3 separate regions of the Homo sapiens genome follow, and all the other regions are linked to region 1. Evidence: chromatin contacts called from ENCODE Hi-C or POLR2A ChIA-PET data. All regions are on one chromosome and are shown on one strand. Each heading gives the region's core, a stretch centred on a gene start or an enhancer-like site at or near the end of the contact. The rest is flanking DNA. Distances are from core to core; before and after follow the strand shown. Region 1 holds the start of UBQLN2 (ubiquilin 2). Region 2 has its middle 110 kb from the start of GNL3L. Region 3 holds the start of USP51 (ubiquitin specific peptidase 51).

What was found. A loop is a pair of places that touch in the nucleus more often than their neighbours do. ChIA-PET counts read pairs that join two places held with the same protein, here RNA polymerase II (POLR2A). Pooled maps may share reads with other maps.
Region 2: a map of CD8-positive, alpha-beta T cell shows a loop between it and region 1 (7-fold over the local background). The contact joins the enhancer-like site here to the promoter of UBQLN2 in region 1. A Hi-C loop is called at or near these places in 1 of 168 maps with a recorded cell type or tissue (CD8-positive, alpha-beta T cell), 2 of 37 single-sample maps with no recorded cell type and 9 of 50 pooled maps.
Region 3: a map of CD8-positive, alpha-beta T cell shows a loop between it and region 1 (14-fold over the local background). The contact joins the promoter of USP51 here to the promoter of UBQLN2 in region 1. A Hi-C loop is called at or near these places in 1 of 168 maps with a recorded cell type or tissue (CD8-positive, alpha-beta T cell) and 6 of 50 pooled maps. POLR2A ChIA-PET finds 5 or more read pairs at or near these places in 1 of 52 experiments (activated CD4-positive, alpha-beta T cell).

Annotation. Positions count from the first base shown.
Region 1 is chrX:56,561,100-56,564,876 of GRCh38, reverse strand. UBQLN2 (ubiquilin 2) reads right to left here and starts at 1,250. Exons shown (of 1, transcript NM_013444.4): 1 at 1-1,250. The coding sequence starts at 1,003. RefSeq lists enhancers at 254-313, 324-523, 920-1,547.
Region 2 is chrX:54,638,196-54,641,972 of GRCh38, reverse strand. It overlaps a transcript of GNL3L not described here. Among named protein-coding and RNA genes, the nearest start is that of GNL3L, 110 kb to the right of the region's middle. RefSeq lists enhancers at 2,029-2,278, 2,569-2,698, 2,265-2,790. Within about 2 kb of position 2,177, at least 40 of the 41 ENCODE cell types and tissues checked have a DNase peak (open chromatin) inside an H3K27ac peak, as active enhancers do; they include CD8-positive, alpha-beta T cell, where a contact is called at or near this core.
Region 3 is chrX:55,488,036-55,491,812 of GRCh38, reverse strand. USP51 (ubiquitin specific peptidase 51) reads left to right here and starts at 1,965. Exons shown (of 3, transcript NM_201286.4): 1 at 1,965-2,037; 2 at 2,448-2,644; 3 at 2,825-3,777. The coding sequence starts at 2,874. It overlaps LOC101928692 (a long non-coding RNA gene), which reads right to left and starts at 2,872. Exons shown (of 2, transcript XR_244468.5): 1 at 2,767-2,872; 2 at 300-1,948. RefSeq lists silencers at 1,773-1,882, 3,203-3,282 and enhancers at 2,273-2,372, 2,593-3,032, 2,550-3,409.

The sequences.
Region 1 (3,777 bases), core at 1-2,500:
TCGTGCTGGTAGTTGCAGAACTCTGGGTAGCTGGCGGTGGTGCCCATGGATTGGGTAGTGGATCGCGATTTTCTGTGCGGGAAGGCTGCGTACCTTCCCCAGAGGAGGAACTACTCCCCACGGAGGCAAATGGATTACCCCCAAACTGCTCTTGTGCGGCATTCAGCATCGGCTCTTGAATGTCAGTGTACATGCGCCGTAAAGCATTATAGCCACCTGGGATGCTTTCTAGATTGCTAAGAGCCAGGTCTTGATTTCTCATCATCTCTTGCATCATGGCTGGATTCCTGGCAATTTCGAGTGTCTGCCTCATTATGTCTGGGTTGTTGAGCAGGTGACTGATTTCTGGGTTTCTCTGAATCAATTGCTGCATCTGTGGATTAGCCATAATGAGCTGCCTCATCAGATCGGGATTCGAAAGCATGCTCTGAACAAAGGGATTTTCCATTATTTGGATCATCATCTCAGGGCTGGCCATAAGCTGCTGCTGCATCTGGCTCTGGAGCTCAGAGAAGTTGGTCGAGCTCAAGCCCAGGCTGCTAAGGCCTGCAAGTCCTCCCAGGCTCCCCAACCCAAACGGGTTGCTATTTGTGGAAATAGGTGTGGAGTTACTCCTGGGAGTCGACGCCGAGGTAGTGTTAGTTCCCGCGGCATTGCTAGGCTGCGTGGACTGGCCCTGAGGTCGGTTCTGGCTTTTGATGACAAGGTGAACAGTCAGCCCATCATGGATGCCATGCTGGATCAAGGTATCTTGATCTTTTAAGATTTTTCCGGCAAAAATCAGCACTAGCTGATCGGTTTGGGATTTGAAGCGTTTCGAAATCGCTTCCTTAAACTGCTGAACCGAGCTGTTCTCGGGCACCGCGAACTCCTCTTTCTCTTTGGGAGTCTTCACCGTGACTTTGATGATTTTAGGCTCAGCCGGGGCAGCAGCCGAGCCTTGGGCCGCAGCAGGGCCGCGGGAGGGGCGCGGGGGGCCGCTGCTCTCGCCATTCTCAGCCATGGCGGCCGCGGTGACGCAGGCGGGCAGGGAAGGCGCGGGCGGGCGAAAGAGAGAGCGCGAGGGAAGGAGGAAGGAAGGAGGCACCGCCGCAGCGGGCTGGGCCGGGTCAGGCGGGGAGCGCGGAGCACGGTACCTCTGTGATGAAGACTGCGGTTCCCTGGTCCTCCGGTGGAGAAAGGCCTGGGCGTAGGCCGCTGGCTGAGGTCTCCGCGCTCCGGTCTCTGGGCCTCCTCCGCCGCCGCCTTGTGATCCGACCGCGCGCACTCCCAGCAACTCTGGCAGCCGCTCCGCCTGCTGATCCCCGCCCCTTCCCCTCCCCCAGTTCCGCGCTCGCCTCCCCGCCCCCTCTGCTGACGCGGCGCCAGGCCTAGATTGATAGATTTGGCTCGGTCAAAATTAAAAACTTCTGCACTGAAAAGAAAAAAGGGAGAGAGAGAAACAAAGGGAGAGAGAGAAGAGAACAGAACAGTACAGAGCAGGCGAGGCAGAGAGGGTGAGACGGAGAGAAGGAGGCGGTAGAGAGTCAGCTTCTGTAAACGACATTAAAAGACCAATGGAGAATGTATATTAGCAATCTGTAAGGCAGTAAAAGGGTGAAAGCCTGAATCGAACAGATCCCACGTATAAGACGAAAAATGAATAATAAAGAACTCTGACAAAGCAAAAAGAAAAGAGGAACACCTCCAGTAGGGGAAGGGAAGAAGACAGAGCAGGAGCGTGCATTTTACAAAAGGAGTGCAAATGGCCAATAGACATTAAAAAAGGATGATTAATTTCACTACTAATAAAAAGAAATCAAGTTAAAACAATAAAATTCTACTTTTGGCTTATCATATTGGCAGGGAAAAAAATAATGGTAAACCTTCTTGTTGACAGGGACCCTAAAAAATGCCCTCTCAGGCTAGCTGAAGTGTGAATTGTTACAACCATAGGGCAATTTGAAAATATATATCAGCATTTTGAATGTTTCCACCTTTATTTAGAAATGCCTAACCTAGACACTTCGCCTAATAATCGGATGAGGATGCAAAAATATTTATGTATAAAATGTATATACATTGTAGCATTTTAAAATGTTATTTAAATATATTAACTATCTGTTTACATGAGATTAGTTGAGCACATTATCATATTACCATACAAGAAAATATAGAGTGTCTTTAAAGGTATACATGAAATAAACTGTAGTTATAGGGAAATCACAGAGTATTTTCAATTATGCCTTTGTATATTTCTGTACAGTTACAAACTATATAAGAATATATGTTCCAATATCAAAAATACAATAAATATATTTTTATTTTAAAAGCAATTTTTGAACAGTTTGTTGTATATGTAAACCGTATGTGTAAAAAAATCTGGAAGGCTATGCACAAATAAGTTAATGGCTGTTAGTACTGTTTGCTGAAATTATGAATAATTCTTATTTTCTATTTTCATAAGATTTTGAATTTTCTGATGATTTTTGTAAGTATGCACTACAGAAAGGTATTTTGGGGAAGAGTATGGGTAGAAATTGACAGGCACATAATAGTAGTGGCAAACATTGACATATTTACCTAATTTAATTACAGATTAAGTAAGAGCAATAAAGATGTAGCAATGCTGAGAAAGAGAACTTGAAAAATAGAAGAAATAATTTCAAATTTATCTATATATTTCTAACTCTAGGTTAAACCACACAGAAAATTCTTCCCCAACCCCCACCCTCTACCAAGCATCCACCAAAGCACCACTGCTTTCAACATTTAACAGCATTTCAAAGTCATTAGGTCACAAATACTTTAATAAATCTGAAGATAAGAAAAATATATATATACAGGTATGTTATATCCATCGATGGAGAAATGGAAGAATTAATATTATTTTACCTCTCTATTTTATTAATATAATTAATAAAATACAGAGGTAAAAAGATGACTAGCTTTAAATATGTTAATATGTATAGATCTAAAAAGCCAAATTAATTAGTATTAGGTTGATGCAAAAGTAATTGCGGTTTTTGCCATTGAAAGTAACGAATTGTTACTATTATACAATGGTTTTTGCCATTGAAAGTAATAGCAAAAACCGCAATTACTTTTGCACCAACCTAATACATGCCAAACAGCACTCTAATACATTCTTATGTATATTTGAAATATTCTTTTAGAAATATACCAAACTTGCACCCATGAGGAAGAGGAAATGGAATAGGATACAGGATAGTGAGTAAAGGGAACTTAAATATGTAAAAATGCTTTTTATCTTTAAAATGAAAGCAAATATGATAAAATATCAGCAATAGTTAATTATGGGTGGTGAGAATATGAAAATATTATAGGTAATCTTTAATTTCCATAGAATAAAGCTAGATATTAATAATCAAAGTATGAACAAAAAACCAACCATTTGATTATTAAAACATAACTGAATACTTTTGGGGCAAAGTGCAATGTTCTTATTAGAATAAATTTACAAAAATAATGATAATGAGAGCATATACAGCAATACTAATGCTAGGATTTTTCTACGTGTGATCTGAGAACATTGTTAAGAATGCATGTTTCTAGGCCCCACGCCAAACCTACTGAAATAAGTGGTGCACTGGAAGCTGCATTTGTATCAAGGTCCAGTTTAATATTATTTCATTTATTAAGTACTATGTGGATGAACTCAGAGTCAAATTTATACATTCAAAGACTTAAAATATCAAACAACAGATTGAAAATAAGGGAAGTAGGCATTCGAATAAAGAAGGCAACGGAAAATAAAAGGAGGGAAGTGAGGTGACA
Region 2 (3,777 bases), core at 928-3,427, 1.9 Mb after region 1:
AGCTTTACCATTAATGTAATTCATCTGCACTACATGTCTGCTTCTCTCTGTACATCTGCCCCAGCTTCCTCATTCAGCCAACCACCTTGAACTGCTCCCCCAGGATTTTAACAGGCACTTGACCTGATTCATAATGCTGCACCCACCTACCCAGCATCCTGGTCTACTGGACCTGTCAGCTCAGCTCCCCACAACTAACTGGCAACTCTCCTCTGGATCTCTTATTTCACATTCCCAAGAGAGCAATCTGATTGGCCCACCTCATCTTCTAAAGCTGGGCCATACAACTCACAGGTTGTGGGCTGGCCTTGGATCAGGTGCTGTATCCTAAAGGAAGGGTGGATGTAATACATAGTTAGTCCTTGCTTGATCATTTGGTAGGAGCTGTAAGTAGAGCCAGTGCTCCCAGAAGGGGATGTAAAGATGGCCAGTGGCCATCAAAGATAGTGGTGGCATCTCTGATGCATGTGTGCAGCAGAGTGACTGGAACATGGCAGGTGTTCAACAAATAGTCATAATTATTCACGGTAACATTATGCCACCTCTTACAGGAAGCCTTCCCAGAACTCTTAAGGTTCCCAAACTTTTTCACCCAGATCAGGACCCCTACTGCAGGAATCATCCAATTAAGAAATCAATGAAATTTCATTATACAGGACAGACTTTTATGGCCTTCTAGGTATAAAGCACTGTACTGGGCACTGGGAGGAAGGATACACAAATGAATGAGGCCCTTATCCTGGCCTCAAGGAGCTCTGAGGATAGTAAAAGGTAAAAGGCAAACTGAGCCATGAGAAATCCACAGATAGGGAGCTCTGGGAGTTCAGAGAAGGGCAAAAACTGTTGTTTATCCGTATGTATGCCTGTCTCCTGGATACCTCCCTTTAGATGTCCCAAAGGCACCTCGAACTAAATGTATTTAAAACTGATCTCATCTGCTCCCTCCCAAACCTGTTCCTCTTCTCAGATTCCCTGTCTCAGTGAGGCAAGTTCATCCAACCCAGTTGCTCAAGCTTGAAACCTGAGCTGCACCCGCTCACAATGTCAGCTGTTGCAGTTGCTAAAGTTGTCCCCGAACCTTTGGTGTGTGTTTGCCTTGCCCCAAAGGTCAGAACTAATAATAAACTTCTGCATTGCTGCAGGATACGGAAATTAAAACCAGCCTGGAGACAGACAAGACCCGGAGTCCACCAGGTTTGATTTCGGACTTGGCTTCTGATGTCAACGGGTATGATCCCTTTCAGGAAAGCGGGTCGACAAGAGCCTAAAACATGTTTATGACATTTTCCTGGTAATTCTGCTCCTAAATCGATATCCACCCACCCCTACTCCTACAGGAAAAGCTCTAAGCACAAAATTATTCCTTGCAGAGATATATTTTGGTGGTCAAACACTAGAAAGTAGTTTTAATATCCAACAAGAGAAGGGTTAAGTGAATTGTGGCACAGCTGTCTAATGGAACATTCTACAACCATTGCTGAGAGATGACGGCTGTGGAGATTCTATAGCAACAGAGAAAAATTATTATGCCATAACTAAGGATGCAGGGTTGTGTGTACACTCTGACTGCAACAACCTAAAAACTGCATGGCCTCAAGCTCTGCTGATGGACATTTAAAATTTCTCCTCTATTATTACTTTTTAAAAAGGCCTTAACTTTATGTCATGTATGGGTATCTCTGGGTTTGGGGTTTTTGGCTTGTTGTTTTCGTTTTTTCAGTCTTTTCCTTCCGTCAATCAACCGCCTTAAAAATGTGTCTTCTTTGTACCAGGCCCTCCCCGAGGTGCTGGTGATTCAAAGGTCAATCACCCACAACTCTTTCTCTGGGATGTCAGGGCAGAAGAGGAAACAGATACAAAAATAAACAGTTTCAAAAATATATGGGCCAGTCTTTATGGGCCCACTTGTGGACGTACGCAGGCACGGTCACCCCCTGGCGGCCACTCGACTACCAGCTCTTGGGTGGCTCTAACCTCTGGACAGCGGCTTCCACTCTCGGTGGCCAGCCCCAGCCTCGTTCTCCGAGAGAGTCCAAGACTCCTCCCTCTCCCTCCTTCTGGGGCCCTCCATCCCCTAGTAGGCGTCTCAGCCTGGGCCTGGCCCAGACAAATCCGACCCTGTTACTCTCACCGGAGCTCCTCCCTCCCCGAAAGCCTCACTCCGGCTGTGAGCTGCAAGATTACGTCATTGTCAATGGTTCGCATGCGCCCTCACCACTGGACAATTGGCGCACCCCTGCCGCAGGCGGGCGTAGCTTCGGGCTCCGGGGTTCTCCCTTTTCCTTTCCTGATGTTTTTTTTAAAGTGGCGACACACTACTTGTAAGAGACGCTGGTAAACTCGTGGCTTTAGGAGGAAATGGGAGCCAAGAAAAGCTGCAAAGCTCAAGGCTCACGACCGCTTGCTCGCCATTGTCCCACTCACTTCCGAAAGAGATAACGCCCCTTTCCGACTCTTTTGGCCTCCCCGCTCCAAGAGTGAGAATCGAAGCCCCGCCCCGTGAGCGTCTAGTCCCAAGATAACCCAGCTGCGCTTGCGAGTGCAAGTACACTGGGGCGGGGCTGACAGGAGGCTGATGCAATCGAGTCGGGCGGGCGGGGCACGTCGGATGAAAGTGGGTACCGGAAGAAAAGGGGTTATTTCAGCAGGCTTAGTAACCCTATTCAAAGTAAGACCTTAATATATAAGTAAAAGTTCGTGCCTGATTTGGAGAGCTCTTTGACTATTAAATTTTTTTTAATGTAACGCCTGTAATCCCAGCACTTTGGGAGGCCAAGGTGGGTGGATCACTTGAGTCCATGAGTTTGAGACCAGCATGGGCAACACAGTGAGACCCTCCCTCTCTATTTTATTTTAAAAAACATTATTTTAAAGGTATATATCCTATTGGCTCAGCAATCCCATTTCCATATATATACATCCAAGACTCCTAGAGAAGTGTATGCGGATCACCTACAGGGCTTTGTTAAAACACAGATTGTTGTGGCCCATCTACTATCAGAGATTAGGAACTTGTGTTTCTAACAACTTCCAGGGTAATGCTGGGGCAAACTGGTTCAAGACCACACTTTAAGAACCTTAGATCTAGAGGACAAAAAACTGCAAGGAGCCTTATGAACAAGTGTAAGCCGTGCTGATTTGTTGGCAATAACGAAAAATTGAAAGTATCAGTGGGGGCAGGAGATGGTTGATAAACTTATCAGTTTAAAATGGGCTATATATAGGCCGGGCATGGTGGCTGACGGCTGTAATGCCAATACTTTGAGAGGCCGAGGTGGGTGGATCACCTGAGGTCAGAAGTTCGAGACCAGCATGGTGAAACCCCGTCTCTACTAAAAATACAAAAATTAGCCAGGCGCCTGTAATCCCAGCTACTCAGAAGGCTGAAGCAGGAGAAACGCTTGAACCCGGGAGGCGGAGGTTGCAGTGGGCCGGAGATTGCGCCACTGCACTCCAGCCTGGGCAACAGAGCCAGACTATCTCAATTAATTAATTAATTAATTTAATGAGCTATATATAAACTGACATGGAAAGATATCGAAGGTGATGATGATAGTAGTGAGGGTGGTGATGATGATACTTAATGTTTATTGAGCACTTACACTGTATCAGGCACTGTGTGAAGGATTTTACATTTCTTACCTCATTTTCTACAGCAATTCTCAGGAATGTGGACTGTGTCTAATTCGCTGTATATTTTTAGTCCAGAACAGGGTCTGGCACCCAGGATCTTGTCAGTAAATGTTTGTGGCCTCATGTGATCAGATCCAGTCCCAC
Region 3 (3,777 bases), core at 716-3,215, 1.1 Mb after region 1:
TCTAGCAGTCTGTTAAGTCCACCAGAAGGTTAGACGCAGCTTCATTTTGGAGGAACCAGTGAACTCCAGAAAGGCCTAAACCATGCAGACCCATTCATTTTCATTTTGACAGTAGTGACCCATCACGCTGTCCTGAGGTTTTCCTACAGGACAATTGTCAATGAAGAAATCGTTTGTTTGGTCACGATAGCGTGTGGGCTGATTTAAAGGCGTGTCTAGCTCAATAACAACTGTTTTCAGAAACTTTTTGAAGCACTGTAACAATCCCACCTCCCAAATATTAAGTTGTTGATTACGAGTGGTTTTTAGGCCTTTATTAACTAACATTAATCTTCACAGCACATTCCTATGCATTTCCCGATGTGGACCTCAGGCAGGGACTCTGGCTTACTTGCTTTTGTGCCCAGTTTTGTTTGGCTGTATATTCATAGTGCCCAGTGCAGCAGTAGGTGCTCTTTACATATCTGCTGAATAAACCAATCTAGGTAGGGCTGGCATTCTCATGATTCTGATTTTGCACAGGAGAAAGCGAAGGCTCAGAAGACAGAAGTATTTATAAATTGTGCCCTGCCTCCCTGCCTGCATAAAGGGTGCAGGGCTGTCTCAGAGCAGCTGGGATCCAAGCCACAGGTGGCACAGCTAGCAAATGACTGACTCAGCATTTCCTTCTAGGGCTGCTAACCCAGAGTGGAGCAACTCTTTGCTTAGCTGTGGCTGAGAAAATGCCCTTCCCTAGGGGAGAAAAAGCACGTTTTCCTGCACAAGCCAGTCTATAATTCCAAAGCACTTTCCCTCCGGGTGCTAGTATGTGACTGAGATATGGTCGAATCTAAACCAAGTCACAAAATCAGTGATATCCATTGTGCGGAGGTATCCACTAGATGCCACTGCCAAGTTAAGAGAGCTGAATCCTAATCGTGAGGTTTTGAGGGGAGGTGTGTGACTTTCTCAGAGAGATTAAATGTAGCATTAAACATCCGCTGTAATAAACCGTAATTTTCTTGGGATTGGACCGGAAGGGCAACAAGCCCTGGAGATAGCTTTCCTCCGGGTTGTCGCCTTGGATGCCGGATCTGTCAAAGAAAAGGAAAAGTCTCCTGGCGTATGGACTTCAGGACACAAACAGTTGTATCTTGTGCTTCTCCCAGCACAATCTAGCGCTATAATGCACCTATGGCATCTTTGTTGAATACATGCTCCTGTATATGGACTGCCTAGGATGGATGATCGGGTGAACTGAGCCATAACTTTGAGAGAGCTTTGAAAGAGAAAGGCATTCTCTTCTCCTCTACTCTGCATCAGGAGTTGTTCTCTATGCTGATTTTCAGGAGCGGACTGAAAAAAGAGGTGTGACAGATAAAGCTCGCCAAAAAGGTCTTTTACTTGATATATACTATGACTCAGTGTTCACATTGGGCTAGGGTTATTATTTCAATTTCTCTTTAAAAATTGACACAACTAAGGCTCAGAGAAGTTAAGTGTTTTATCCGAGGTCACACAGCAAGCATGTGCCTGGGCTCAGGTCTCTCTGAGCCTGAGCCCTTGCTTATGCTTCCTCCCCTGCACATTCTGGGATAATCTCTCTCTCTTTCTCTCTCTCTCTCTCCCTCCCTCCCTCCGTCAACTCCCAGAGACCAGGCTCTGACAGGATCCTGAGGGATTCCTGCCAGAGGGTTGCCATCTCTGGAAGCCCCCACCCCCACGCCGGGTGAATCTTTTTTTCTGTGGAGTGCGGGCCTGGAGCTAGGTGAGGCCTGAGCCTCCATTTCAGGGGCTTTCTGTAGAATCTGTTGCTGCTGTTGCCTCCAGCAGAGTCTGTTTCAGGAAGAGGTTTGCCTGCCTGCGCGGGACAGCGGTGCCATTCATCACTGCAGGAGGGCAGAATCCGGGGTTGGGGGCCGCACGTCGAGAGGGGAGGGGCCAGGGGGCGGCCCCCTTGTGACCAGCCCTGAGGAGAGGTCAGGAGAGAAGGCTGGCTGAGGAGCGCCTGGACAGCAGCAGTTGCTGACGTTCTATATCACGCGCCTGGGGCCCAAGGTAACCCAGACCTTTAAACAAACTGCCGGGCTGGGGGTGTTGCGGGGGCAGGAGAGGGAAAAGGGAGCGGAGACTTCGGGGGTCGCGCGAGGATAGTGGTGGCCATAGAGGTGGCAAATGCGTGAAGGGAGGGAGTAGTAATCCGAATTCTAGGAGAAATCATAGGAATTGAAGTCGCAGAAGCAAGAAAAGGGGTGTGAGAGCACAAGCGCGAAAAAGCGTGAGAGGGCGCAAGAGCTGGGTGGACCGAAAGTGCGCTGAGGGGCAACGGCTTAGAGTGGAACACACCGGGTCACAGAAGTATAGGTTAGGTAGAAACAGAGGGACACTTTCTTCCTGTGAGTTCATTTTCCAAAAGTGCGTCCTTTCAGCCATTTTGGAGAGAAAATGTTGACCCAAGTGTTTTTTAGGATACAGGGAAAGAACGTCAGAGGAAGCTGCACCAAAGCGAGGCTGCGCAGGGCGCAAAAAAGCAGTCAGAGGGTGGCGCCTTTTTTAAAGAAGTTTCCATCCTTTCTGTCCTAAAGCTCAGGCCGTTCCCCACCCCCACCGCTCGCTAGCCTTCTGTTCCCAGTCCCCTGGCATGATCTGATCGCCTTTGAAGCAGGTAACCGCCTCGGTCTCCCCATCAGCTCCAGGGGCCTCTCAGTTGAGTGGGTGGAGCCGACAGAAGCCGCGGGCTGAGCTCAAGGGCCGATGGGAGGGGTCCTGGGGGCGCTAACTGCGCACCGCGGCCATGACGCTGGGCAGATCATTCACAGAAGTCTCTGTCTCCTTTCATCTACAGTCGCAGCTGTTTTCCAGACGCCTTGCTCCTCAGGTCGGGGAGTGATCTGATGGCCCAGGTTCGAGAAACTTCTTTGCCCTCCGGCTCTGGGGTCCGCTGGATCTCCGGAGGTGGGGGAGGAGCCTCTCCTGAGGAGGCGGTTGAGAAGGCGGGGAAAATGGAGGAGGCGGCGGCGGGGGCTACGAAGGCGTCTTCGAGACGTGAAGCCGAGGAGATGAAGCTGGAGCCATTACAAGAGCGTGAGCCCGCGCCGGAGGAGAACTTGACGTGGAGCAGCAGCGGCGGCGACGAGAAGGTGCTCCCTTCAATCCCCCTTCGCTGTCACAGCAGCTCCTCGCCCGTTTGCCCGCGCCGCAAGCCCCGCCCTCGGCCCCAGCCCCGGGCCCGCTCCCGCAGCCAGCCTGGGCTCTCGGCCCCACCCCCGCCTCCAGCCCGGCCCCCGCCCCCGCCGCCACCCCCGCCCCCACCCGCACCGCGGCCCAGGGCCTGGCGTGGATCCCGGCGCAGATCCCGGCCTGGGTCCAGGCCTCAGACACGGAGAAGCTGCTCTGGTGACCTAGACGGGTCGGGGGATCCTGGCGGCTTAGGGGACTGGTTGCTGGAGGTCGAGTTTGGTCAGGGTCCCACAGGCTGCTCTCATGTGGAGAGCTTTAAAGTAGGTAAGAACTGGCAGAAGAACCTGAGGTTGATCTACCAGCGTTTCGTTTGGAGTGGGACCCCAGAGACTAGGAAACGTAAAGCAAAGTCATGCATCTGTCACGTATGTAGTACCCATATGAACAGACTCCACTCTTGTCTCTCCTGTGTCTTTTTTGGCTGCTTCACTGAGAAACATATTCACAAACATGCAGAAACAAAGCAGCACCATTTAGCTGTAGACCTTTATCATGGGGTCATATATTGCTTCATGTGTAAGGATTATGTATATGACAAAGACATAGAACAGATTGCCA